Linked DNA regions of Mus musculus: region 2 is linked to region 1. The links are chromatin contacts, found by Hi-C or POLR2A ChIA-PET in ENCODE. All regions are on one chromosome and are shown on one strand. Each heading gives the region's core, a stretch centred on a gene start or an enhancer-like site at or near the end of the contact. The rest is flanking DNA. Distances are from core to core; before and after follow the strand shown. Region 1 holds the start of Parn (poly(A)-specific ribonuclease (deadenylation nuclease)). Region 2 holds the start of A930007A09Rik (RIKEN cDNA A930007A09 gene).

What was found. Hi-C counts contacts between places; a loop is a spot of excess contacts on that map. ChIA-PET counts read pairs that join two places held with the same protein, here RNA polymerase II (POLR2A).
Region 2: a loop to region 1 is called in a map of heart, with 1.9 times the contacts of the local background. The contact joins the promoter of A930007A09Rik here to the promoter of Parn in region 1. A Hi-C loop is called at or near these places in 1 of 37 maps with a recorded cell type or tissue (heart). POLR2A ChIA-PET finds 5 or more read pairs at or near these places in 3 of 5 experiments (Patski and embryonic stem cell).

The regions. Positions count from the first base shown.
Region 1 is chr16:13,663,780-13,670,085 of GRCm38, forward strand. It overlaps Parn (poly(A)-specific ribonuclease (deadenylation nuclease)), which reads right to left and starts at 4,391. Exons shown (of 24, transcript NM_028761.3): 1 at 4,232-4,391; 2 at 3,755-3,832; 3 at 2,123-2,202; 4 at 1,042-1,109; 5 at 877-958. The coding sequence starts at 4,250.
Region 2 is chr16:13,751,020-13,757,571 of GRCm38, forward strand. It overlaps A930007A09Rik (RIKEN cDNA A930007A09 gene), which reads left to right and starts at 3,545. Exons shown (of 1, transcript NM_001357954.1): 1 at 3,545-6,552. The coding sequence starts at 3,625. The coding sequence ends at 5,535.

The DNA.
Region 1 (6,306 bases), core at 3,141-5,640:
TTGGGAAGGAACAAAAACAATGAAGGAAGGAGAAGTCTGTGGGGCCTGAAGTAGGGCTCCATGCAGAGGAGAGCAGTGGAAGTCCCAAACGGAGTCCCTCTGGACCATCAAGCTCCCCAGCGCAGCTTTAGTAATAAATAATTTACTAATTATTTAGTATAAGTATAATTATTTTAATATAATTATGACATAATAGTATGAGCTTGTTGATTGTAAATATATTTATTAATTATAAATATTAAGCCAGGCAGTGGTGACGCACGCTTTTAATCCCAGCACTTGGGAGGCAGAGGCAGGGGGATTTCTGAGTTCGAGGCCAACCTGGTCTACAGAGTGAGTTCCAGGACAGCCAGGGCTACACAGAGAAACCCTGTCTCGAAAAAACAAAACCAATAAATAAATAATATTAACTATTTATTAATAAATACTAAAGTTCATGATCTAATTTCTATCTACCTATCTATAGTCTATCTCATAACATTACGAAATAGAGATAACAATGTCATTAATTTAAAAACCTAAAAGTGAAGGTCTGATAGGTGAGATAATTTACCCAAAGCCTAAATCTTTTTGTTTGTTTTCGGGGGAGGGTTTGGGGTTGTTTGTTTTTAAGATGGGGCATCATATAGTCCAGACTGCCCTCAAACTCCCTACACTGTCAAGGATGGTTTCTGATTCAACTCTAACTCTGCATCCTTCCCAAGGCCGAATCACAGGCATGTCCCACTGTGTGGTGCTGGGAATGGAACACAGGGATCATTCATGCTGACTGACTCTGGGAACTGGCCCACAGCTCCAAGAGATGATCTAAAACAATTCTACATTTCCACTCCATCCCAACAACAATTCACAAACAGAAAAGGATCCACCACTAACCTGGCAAACAAACTTGACATCTGGTGAGGACCTACTGAAAGGCTTGGGGAAAACATAGAAGTTAAATGACTTCGTTACATGCCTGGGAAAAGAAAAGAAAAAGACACTCAGGGGTGACATCAGGAGACATCTTAGGAAGTCCCACCACCCACTAACTTAACCTACTTGGAATCTGTGTGGTCATACTTAAAAGCACAAAGGCCAAACTGAAACAGCAAAAAGTCCATGGAATGCTGGAAAAGGGAAATAAAACATCAGACACAGGAGAGCCAGGTTTCTCACGTGAACAAGTGTTCTCAAGCTGGTGGTTTTCTGGGCCTCTCAGCATAACCATAGCAGAACCCTTCTGACGGAAAACACTGGGCAGGCTATGTACCACAGTTTTATCCATGTGCACACAGTTCTCAATTGCATTCACAATTAAGAACTCAACTTTCATCATCAGAGCATATTATCAGGCATATTTCCAAATTACTAAAACTACTGAAAGGACACTAGTCAACTCCAGAGGGTAAACTGGCTCTGGCAGGCCTTGCCTGTCTCTATTCCCTCTGCCTCACTAAAAACCATTAGTTTATATTCCTAAAGCTAACTACCAAGATCTATTCCCTTATTTGACCACTTCATCCTCCTGTGACTGACTACCAAGGTCCAATTATCAGTTTTGAAGTCCAGCAACCAAAAGCCCCTTTGGCTCACCTAATTAACATGCCCAATTAAATAAACCACCTCACCCTAACATGAGGTTTCCCCTTTTACCTTTAAAAACCCTCATTTACCTATGGACTATGTCTGTCTCCTCTCTATCCAGAGGCAGCCTTTTGTTCCTCCATACAAATACCCCTGCCCCATCTCTCTGCCCCCTTTCCCTTCTCCCTTGTCCTCCCTCTCTTATGTTTATCTCTTATTCCTCTGGGGCAAAAACATGTCCTGTGTGTTGCGAGCTTGGTCTGGGGGCTTCTGAGCCAATACTGATCCTTTCAACTACATCATACTTATTTCCTACATATTGAATTAATATTCAAAGGTAATAGCCCTTCCCCAGAATGTCTTTCAGAGAACAATAAACAATCATTTTGTTATTTTTTTTAAACATCACTAAAATGTAACTTTCTGGCTAGATTTGAAAAGATGCACCTCACTTAGAAAACATGCAAGTGTAAATTTAATGATTCCGCCTTTCTGTAATTCAGTAGCAAGAGGAGCCACAGGAGAAAGGAAAGGGCTTTTGAGAATACCCACTTGCCTTTTTAAGCTTCTGATATCTCTCTTCTGGGGTGTCAAAACCACTTGTTAATGCTGTTACTGAGGGTCCATTGCTGATTCCTAGATCATAAAAAACAGATATTAGGCTGCTTCATAAATGCTAGTGTGTCAGTCTCCAGTGCTTATTCATATTCCCATTAGTTAAAATTAATTCAAAGTGCCTGTATCACACTTTTTAAAAATTAACATTCATCTGTGCTGTGGGTGTAGTTCACTGGTAGAAGTGCTTGCTTGCCTTGCACATGAGGGCCTAGGCTGGATTCTTACATTCACAGAGAAATCATAATTACAGGATGGAGAGATGGCTCAGTCAGCAAACTGCTTGCTGTGTAAGCGTGAGGACCTGAACTGGAATCCCTAGAACCCATGCAAACAGCTCCGTGCAGCACTGCCGAGAGCAGCGGATCCCTGAAGCACACTGGGCGACCAGGTGCATTGCAGGTTGAGACACTGCCTCAAAAAATAGAGTGTGGTTGAGGAAAAGCATTCAGTGTTGAACTCCAGCATCTATTCATGCACATGTGTGTACACATACTTAAACGCATACGTAGCACATGTGGGTCTACTGAGCTAACCAAGGAAGACTTGTACTAAAGCATTAAGTAATATCCTTATTTGTCGTCTAAGTACAGCCCTGGCCAGTCTCACAATACTATAGGTTTCCTCTTACATGATGTGTCTAGAGTGGTCACAATCAAAGACAAATGATGGCTGGTAGAGGCTAAAGGGAGTAATAGAATAATTCCATGAGTAGTTATCTATTTAAGATAGAAAAAGCCGGGCGTGGTGGCGCACGCCTTTGATCCCAGCACTTGGGAGGCAGAGGTAGGCGGATTTCTGAGTTCGAGGCCAGCCTGGTCTACAGAGTGTGTTCCAGGACAGCCAGGGCTATACAGAGAAACCCTGTCTCAAAAAACCAAAAAAGAAAAAAAAAAAAAAATCCAGAACTGGAGGATACCAGCTGGACAGCAACATGAGTGTAGTTAATGCTACCAAATTCCAAAACCACTTAAGAACAAATGCAATAGAGCTAGGAAATGTCTTGAAGCGTAAAGTGCTTGCCATGCAAACACGAGGACCTGAGTTTGGACCTTCACCATATAAAAACTGAGCATGTCAGCACACAGTAACAGGACCCCACAGCTGTCATCCTGGCACCTGTAACCCCAGCATGGATCTTGTAGGAGAGACAGATTCGGGGGGCCTGCTGGCCAGCCATCTTAGTAAAATACCCAGCTCTAGATTCAACAAGAGAAACACGTTGAAAACTTATTTTAAACATAAGCTACCCAAAAACAACCTCTGGCCTCCACTCATCATATACATATACATATTTGTGTGTGTGTGTAGTGTGTGCATTTCGAAATGATAAACTTGGATAGGTGTATTTTGTCACAGGAAAAAGACCTCAACCTAAACCCCCTGCTTTTTAACCATATACACCTAAATTAGTTTAAACAGCACCAGAACCATAATCTCTATCCAAAAATCTCACGCCCTGACCAACCACAAAACCACATCTCTCCCAGGCTTTTGCCATGACCAGTGAGGAAGGAGGCAGGGAGCCTTTGCAATACAAGGTGTAAGCCCAGAGCTTTCAAGGGAGTGATACCTGAAAACTCCCCATCGATGGCGAAGAAGTCAGCCTCCTCTATGGCCTGGTACACTTTGTGAAGATTAATCTTAAAATCTGCAGAGAAACCAAGAAAAGGCTCAGAACAGGTGGCCTGCCTTCCTGCCCACCAACTAAAGGGAGATGGGAGAAAGGGCCGGAGGAGCTCCCGGGGCATCGGAGAAGCGGAATAAGTGTTCAAGGACCACAAGGGACACCTCCTCCAGGGGTCACTAGATAAAGTATGCACGACTGAAAAGGGCTAGCCCTGAGCAGGTGAGCAGGGAAAAGAAAGGCATGGATGCCAAAGGTGCACGCTTTGCAGAGCGACAAGTCCCACCAGCAGCACCGCTTTTCAGAGGAAGTATTGCCCGGCGGGACTGACTTGTCCCGGGCCCCGCTAAACTCGAGAGGTCTGGGCCTAGCACGCTAGGTGGGCTTGAGGACAGGGATGGGGGTTGTGCGGCGGACACGCACTGCTCCGGATTATCTCCATCCTGCGGCGCAGACGGAACCTTGGCCCCGCCCAGGCTGACGCCGGTCCACGCGCAGAGTTCCGCAGCAAAAGCAGCGTGGGGATGTCGGAGGCCGCCACGAAACAGCACAGGACACTTCCGGAAACAGCGCGCGCCGCTGCGCCTGCGTCAGATCTGTGTCACGTTAGGGGCGGAGCCCGGGCCCTCCGGGCTGCCTAGAAAGGAAAAAGGGGCATTGCTATCAAAGTCTCAAGGCCTGGCCCATATGTTGGAGAAGTTTCCTGTCCTGAACCTGGTTGATCAAGAGACATATGGACTGGTTTCCCCTGGGTCTATAATTCCAGTCTGAGAAGGATGAGGCAGGAGAATTTGCAAATTCGAGGCCAGCTTAGGGAACATAATGAGAGTCTGTCTAAAAATTTTTAAATTAATTTTATATATACAAATATATAATTCTTGCTTAATTTGTGGGGTAAAGTGTTGGAGAAGTATACGTGCGCATTTGTGTGGCGGTCGGTGATCACTAGTAGTAAGCAAAGAAGGACCTCCCGTGGCTGTTCTTGTTCTCCACCTTCCTTGAGACAGGGTCTCTCTCACTGACTGAACTTGTTTCAGCCGGAGTGGCGCCTAAAATGCCAGTCTCTGACTCCCAACACTGGGTTTACAAGATTGCAGGGCTGTGCCTAGCTTTTTTTTCATGGGTGCTGGGGATTTGTCCATGAGTCTGGATGACTCCACAGCAAGTGCTCTTACCCACGGAACCATCTCTATGCCCCATATTGACTGAGTTCCGGTTCTATGCCACTCTGGTAGAAGAGAGACACTGTGATGACAAATCATGGTGGTTGTCCCATTGCAGCGTAAAACTTGGATAAGAAGAAAAAAAAAAAAAAGCCAGGCAGACATCAGACTTGCTACTTGGAAACATGATAGTTGCTATGGAGATAAAGAGCAAAATTCTGCAGCAGAGAGTGTTAGGTAATCAGAAAAGGCAGAGCCATTTTTGGGAGCCTACTTTGTGACCTAACACTCTACAAAAGTGGCAAGTACTCTTAACCTCTGAGCCATCTCTCCAGCCCTACATTCAGCTCACCTCAAAGAGTTTCAGGATTTTGTTAGCCAGCCCCTGCTGGCTTATTCCAGAGATAAAGTGTTCACAGGGGCTAGATAGTTGGCTGTTAACAACTGTAATCTTTCCAATATTTATCCTCCAAAGAGTAAATGAGACCCCGTGTGATGGCTATTCTTGGGTGTCAACTTGACAATATCTGTACTAAGCTACAATTCAGAAATGGAAGGCACACCTGTGAGAGATTTCCTGCTTGATTTACAGTGAGTGAATTCACTTCTAGTCCAGACCTCTGAGGTAGGAAGACATACATGCTTAATCCAGATCTTGAGGCAAGAAGACACACACCTTTAATCTAGATCTTGAGGTAGGAAGACACAACTCTAATCTGGGCCAACCTTCTGCTGGCAGCCTATGTAAGGACCTGGAAGAAGGAAGCGCTTACTCTTTGCCTGCTTACCCTGTAGGAAGTCCATTCCTTCACTGGCATTGAGGCCCTCCTTCCAAAAGACCAACTTAGACATCCAGCCTTGTGAGACTGAACAAGTACTAGAACCTTAGACTTGCTGGTCCCAGCTAGTCATTGTTAGATTATTTCCTCTCATATCTAAATATATACAGTTTGCTTCTTTATTTTAACAGAGTGCATTAGTGAGGGTAACCTAGGGTCACAGAACTTTGGAAATTATTCTCTGTCTCTGTGTGTATGTGTCTCTCTCTGCTTTGCACATCGGGAATGATGATACCTTTACCTGCCCTGGAGCTCGAACATCTCCCCCAGGATGCTGACCTTCAGAAACTTCTGTTAGAGACTAGACCTGATCTTCAGCTGAGATACATCACACAGGTGAGCAGCCTTGGGAAGATAGGCTTAGGACCATAGTTAGGAACTTAGTGTGAACCTTGTGTGATAAACCTCAGCGTAATACAACGTAACTTTCATTACACTAAATACTATGCATATCTATCTCCCTTCTTGCTTAAGACAGAGGCAGGTTGATCTACAG
Region 2 (6,552 bases), core at 2,295-4,794, 86 kb after region 1:
GAGGCAGAGGAGGCAGAGGAGGCAGAGGAGGCAGAGGAGGCAGAGGAGGCAGAGGAGGCAGAGGAGGCAGAGGAGGCAGAGGAGGCAGAGGCAGAGAGGCAGAGGCAGAGAGGCAGAGGAGGCAGAGGAGGCAGAGGCAGAGAGGCAGAGGCAGAGGCAGAGGCAGAGGCAGAGGCAGAGGCAGAGAGGCAGAGGCAGAGGCAGAGGCAGAGGCAGAGGCAGAGGCAGAGGCAGAGGCAGAGGCAGAGGCAGAGGCAGAGGCAGAGGCAGAGGCAGAGAGGCAGAGGCAGAGGCAGAGGCAGAGAGGCAGAGGCAGAGGCAGAGGCAGAGAGGCAGAGGCAGAGGCAGAGGCAGGCAGATTTCTGAGTTCGAGGACAGCCAGGGCTACACAGAGAAACCCTGTCTGGGAAAAGAAAGAAAGAAAGAAAGAAAGAAAGAAAGAAAGAAAGAAAGAAAGAAAGAAAGAAAGAAAGAAAGAAAGGTAATGGTTTAATTACTGTGAACAAAGACTTTCAGCATTTTCCTATTGTCATTCCTCAGCATGAAAGTATCAAATCAATAAGTCTTTTTTACAGTATCTATTTTTTTTCCCATTACACAGGGACTCACTGTCTCCTTTGGCTTTCCTGGATCTATGTTGTTAAGGCTAGCCTCAGACTCAGAAACCTGTATGCTTCTGCCTTCCCAGTGCTGAGTCTAAACACCACACAAGGTTAGAAGGTTTGTTTGTTTTACTTATTTTGGATTTGCAGAACAGGGTTTCTCTGTGTCATCCCTGGCTGTCTTGGAATTCGGTCTATAGACCAGGATGGACTCAAAGTCAGGAATCTGCCTGCTTCTACCTCCCAAGTACTGGGATTAAAGGTTTGTGCGGCCTGGCTTGATTGCTTAATATTTAAAACTGCTATAAGGGCCTGTGAGATGACTTAGCAGCTTTTTGCTGTTAAGTTTGACAGCCATGTGGCCCCAGGATTCACATGGGAGAAGTTTAAGTTATCCGCTGACAACCATAGTTAAGCCCTTATACTCTCCCTCCCAAACAAACAAACGTGGAAAATGTGAAGATTCTCTATGTCCTACAGTATCAAATATTTAGCCAAGACTCAACTCTTTATGTAAAAGAATGTGTATCCATCTGATGAACATGCCAATTTGCTTTTGTCTAATGAATGGTAAAATTATATGTATACCAAAGCATTGTTTAAATAGCAGGGCATGATGGCTATGTCCATAATTTGAGCACTTTGGAAGTAGAGACCGGAGGATCATGTCATCCTCAGTCACATGGTGAATTCAAGGCGAAACTGTGCTACAGTGAAGCTATCTCAAAACAAAACAGTAATAATAGTTTAAGGCTGGCCTCGAACTCAGAAATCCGCCTGCCTCCGTCTCCCAAGTGCTGGGATTAAAGGCGTGCGCCACCAGGCCCGGCTCAAAACAGTAATAATAAAACCCTTGTTTTTAAATAAATGTATGAGTGTGTTTGACTTGTATACCTGATTTTATATATATATATATACATATATATATATACATATATATAATTGTATATATATGTGTGTGTGTGTGTGTGTTTATATACCTACAGTGATGTAACAATTTCTCACACATAAAGGGATCCTAAATGGAAATGGCTTGAGAGACTCTGGCAGTGAGCAACTGTTAGTACTTCTCAGTATAGCATCATCTACTGGCCATGTCACAGCCTCCTTATAGGCACCTGTTCTCTCATTTACAGAAGAGGAGATCAAAGCTAAGGGAGGTTAAAGATCTCAACTCAGGTCAGAAACTCAAATTTAAGCCTTCCTAATTCCAGTATAGAGACTTGCCTCAGGCTAAACTGGGCTAATTTCAAAGGATCTGACGAAGGATAACTCCAGCTTATCACCTTGCGGTCTACGTATGGCATGGTGCTGCACCCTTTATCATTAGGCAGATAATTCTGGTTGCCAGCCTTGAACACTCCTGCAGCCAAAGGGGAGAGATTTATTTCTTTTCATCTGGAGGTCAGACAGCAATGTGCAGAAGTCAGTTCTCTCTCACCATCACGTGGCTCCTGGCGACTGGACTCAGGCTGTCAAGTCTTTAGCTACTGAGCCATCATCCCCACCTGCTACTCATGTTTATAAGTTTATAACTTAAAATTTAAATTACAAAATAAAATTCTGCAACTATTTTGAAAAATGTCAAGCCTAAAGAACACAGGAAAGAACTGAATAATGAACACCTATACTTATTTCATCTATATTCTATAATTATGAACATTTGCCATATTGTTTTCTCTAATTATCTTTATACTTTATTAACTTTTTATTCTTTGACAATTTTATACATAGATTTCTTGATTATATCCACTTCCAACTTCCTGGACACACCTTCAGGTCTTTTTATTTTCATCCATTCATTTTGACACAGGGTCTCACAGTATAGTCCTGGTTGGCCTGGAATTCTCAAGTTAGGACAGGCTGACTTCCAACTCAGAGATCTGCTTGCTTCTGCTTGTTGAGTGCTAGGACTAAAGTCCTGCACTATCATGTCTGACCTTTTTAAAAACATTTTAATAGGGGCTGGTGAGATGGCTCAGCGGTTAAGAGCACTGACTGCTTTTCCAAAGGTCCTGAGTTCAAATCCCAGCAACCACATGGTGGCTCACAAACCATATGTAACAAGATCTGACACCCTCTTCTGGAATGTCGGAAGACAGCAACAGTGTATATAATAAATAAATAAATCTTTTAAAAAAAACACTTTAATAACCCTCTGATTCCAATTTGTATTGCTTGAATGCTCAGGCCAAGTAGGGACAACCTATCATTCTTTATTCCTTTATAATTTTCTATCTATACGTTTGAAAATGCTTAAGAGTAGTTTTCTCCAAGTATAGTGGCGTGTGCCTATAGGCCTAAGTAAATGTGGCCTGAACTACAGGCCTAAATCTATTTAAAATGTACCAAATGTTTTAAAATCCATCAAACACACACATAAAGGTCAACCTTTTTCTCCTTTCATCCTACCCTCTCCCTCCCAGCCTCTACAATACATGGTTGGTTGGCGGGGGTGGGGGGGGTGGGGGGGTGGGGGGGTGGGGTGGGGGGGGGGACGGACGGACGGACACGCGATGGGGTCTATTAGGTCCTTGGGCAAGTTTATCAACAGTCACCAGAGAAGATGGGAGTACAGACCTAACAACACTAGATGCTAACTGCACCTGAGGCCAAGAAGATTCTCGCCCCAGGTACCGCTAGTTTCATTGTCATAAATTCTACTTCTTTTTTTTTTTTTTTTCCATTTTTTATTAGGTATTTAGCTCATTTACATTTCCAATGCTATACCAAAAGTCCCCCATACCCACCCACCCCCACTCCCCTACCCATAAATTCTACTTCTTGATACACCTAAGGATCCCAGACTGAGAAAAGCTGCCCGGGCTAGCACTGGGCGCAAACGCAGAAGGTTCAGCAGGTCGTCGTGCGCACGCGCAGCTCCCTTGGCCCGCTCCAGTTTCCTGGTGTGGAGCAGAATGCCGCTTCCCGCCCCGCCCCTTGCGTTGCCATGGAGAGTGTCTAAAGCCCGCCTGTGGCAGCGCCCTGGGCCTGGTGTCCTCTGGCGGGGTTTGCGTGGAAGATGTTGAGCCTCTCGGAGCTTCCGCAAAAGAACACAGACTTGGCGGAGATGCAGTCCGGGCCCTTGGGTCGCTGCAGTCACTTTTTTTGGCTGGGCGTCGCCTTCGACGCGGTGGGTGTGGCAGTGCTGTTCACTGGCGTCTTCGCCAACTTGCTGTTCTACGACATGCTGCTCTATTTGGGTTCCATCATCATCTTCGTCAGTCTCCTGTGGTGGATCTCCTGGTACACCGGCAACATAGAGGCGCTCCCGGAAGACCCCTTGAGGGGGACTTCGCCCCGCGAGAGCGGGGTGCACCGTAGCGGCAGCCGTCGCTTCTCGCTGACCCTTAGGAGCGTCTCCGACACCTTTCAGCGGATTCGCCGGCGACGGCGGCGGCGACTCCACCCGCGGGTCGTCCAGCGGATCAGTAGCATCAGCTCTACGGACCCGGGGCAGCTAGAAAGGAACTGCGACGCCAGAACCTCGGGTGGCAGAGCGTTGTTCCGTTCAGCGAAGCCTGAGGCTGTTCTGAATCAGTTTAGCAGAGTCCAGACCTCTAAGAGCCTGCCTCTGGGCATTGTCCACACCGGTCTTTCCATTTGTACTTCTAGGAGTCAACCTGTCTTTTCAGTGACTTCGCAGACCTACCCTTTGGCGTCTGACAGCAATTCTCAGATGGCAATGTCCTCTGACAGCCATGTGTATTTGGACTCTCACTCTCAGGAGCACTCTAAAATCAGTGTGGCCTCTCAGATCTACCCTCTGGAACGAGAAGAAAGTCAGAGCCACCTCTTGGTGATCCCTGACAGTTTATCTATGGTACCCGTGACCTCTCAAAGCCAAATCCTGCCCTCTGTATCTTCTGAAAGCTGTGTGCCTTTGGGCCCTCACTCTCAGGGGCGCTCTAAGATCAGTGTGGCCACTCAGATCTACCCTCTGGAACGAGAAGAAAGCCAGAGCCACTTCTTGGTGATCCCTGACAGTTTATCTATGGTACCTGTGACCTCTCAGAGCCAAATCCTGCCCTCTGTATCTTCTGAAAGCTGTGTGCCTTTGGGCCCTCACTCTCAGGGGCGCTCTAAGATCAGTGTGGCCTCTAAGATCTACCCTCTGGAACGAGAAGAAAGCCAGAGCCATCTCTTGGTGATCCCTGACAGTTTATCTATGGTACCTGTGACCTCTCAGAGCCAAATCCTGCCCTCTGTATCTTCTGAAAGCTGTGTGCCTTTGGGCCCTCACTCTCAGGGGCGCTCTAAGATCAGTGTGGCCACTCAGATCTACCCTCTGGAACGAGAAGAAAGCCAGAGCCACTTCTTGGTGATCCCTGACAGTTTATCTATGGTACCTGTGACCTCTCAAAGCCAAATCCTGCCCTCTGTATCTTCTGAAAGCTGTGTGCCTTTGGGCCCTCACTCTCAGGGGCGCTCTAAGATCAGTGTGGCCTCTAAGATCTACCCTCTGGAACGAGAAGAAAGCCAGAGCCATCTCTTGGTGATCCCTGACAGTTTATCTATGGTACCTGTGACCTCTCAGAGCCAAATCCTGCCCTCTGTATCTTCTGAAAGCTGTGTGCCTTTGGGCCCCCACTCTCAGGGGCGCTCTAAGATCAGTGTGGCCTCTCAGATCTACCCTCTGGAACAGGAAGAAAGCCAGAGCCACTTCCTAGTGCCCATGCCCTCTGACAGTTTCCCCGTGGTACCCATGACCTCTCAGAGCCAAATCCAGGGATCTCTGGCCCAACAAAGCCATCTCCAGAATCTTCCTCTTGCCTCTCAAACTCCTGAAACTGATAAAGCTTCTAAGAGCCATACTTTGGCCAAGGGGGTTCCTGGGGTGCCACCTGGGTCTGCCCAGACTCAGCACCCGCAGGCCTCTTTAGCCCAGACTTCTCAGATTTCTTCACCTGTCCGGAAGGTTCCTAAGAACTAAAGTGCTGAAGCTTTGGAGACTCTCCCAGCACCCAGCTTGAAACTAACTCAGGAGCAACCTGACTCTTCATTGCCTGTCTTTAAGGCCACCCATTCAGACTCTCAGTAGTGTGACAGTTCTGGAAACCCTTCAGCTTTGGGGATAGTGAGGAAAAGTCACCCTTTCTAATAGGACTCAGACACCAGCCATTTGAATGTCTGCTAAGACCTTTGCCAAGTAAGTGGCTTGGAAGAAAAGTTACCAACATTATTATCCTTTTTATTGTTAGTGTTCTGGTGGCTTTCTCAATTCCTGTAGTGGGAGCAAAGTGGCCTTGGACTTCAGGGATTAGCGATTTTGATGATTTTTTGAGACCAGCTCTTTGAGTAGTTGAGACCTAAGGCTTTGACTACTTTATTGAATAATGAAACCTTTCGTTGTGTTTAAAATTAGAGGAGGGAGCCAGGGGAATATTATTCTTTTAGGAAGCTATAAGATCTGGAGATAGGTGGAGGATTTAGATTCTGTAAGGGTTCTCTTGGAAGAAGACAGCATTCATTTGTACAGGGACATAACGCCAAATGACATTGGGGAAGTTATTTCTTTTCAATATATTTGATTTTTGTAGAGAGGCTATCTTTTATTGGAGGCAGTGCCTTCCAAATGCCCCTTTAAGACCCCTTTAAAGCTTCAAGGCAAAACCTATTCCCAGCTAGACATTAATAATCTTCATATTCATACACTTTTCAGTGAGTCACTTCTACTTAATGCCAAGTGATATTAATTTCCTGTTTGCAACAGTGATAGTTGCTGTTTAAATATATCATCTAAATAAAACGTTTTGTACAATGTAAAGGTAAGCTTTGAATGCATAAGAAAAGTTGGGTGACTCTAAAGTGAAAATGTGGGACCTGAGCTAGCTAATTTACTTTCTCTTCTCCTCTTTCTCTTTCCTCTCCCCTCTCCTCTTCTCTTTCTTGGTGCTGTTTTTGTTTGTTTGTTTGTTTTTGTTCTTTGTTTTTGTGACAAAGTCTTCCT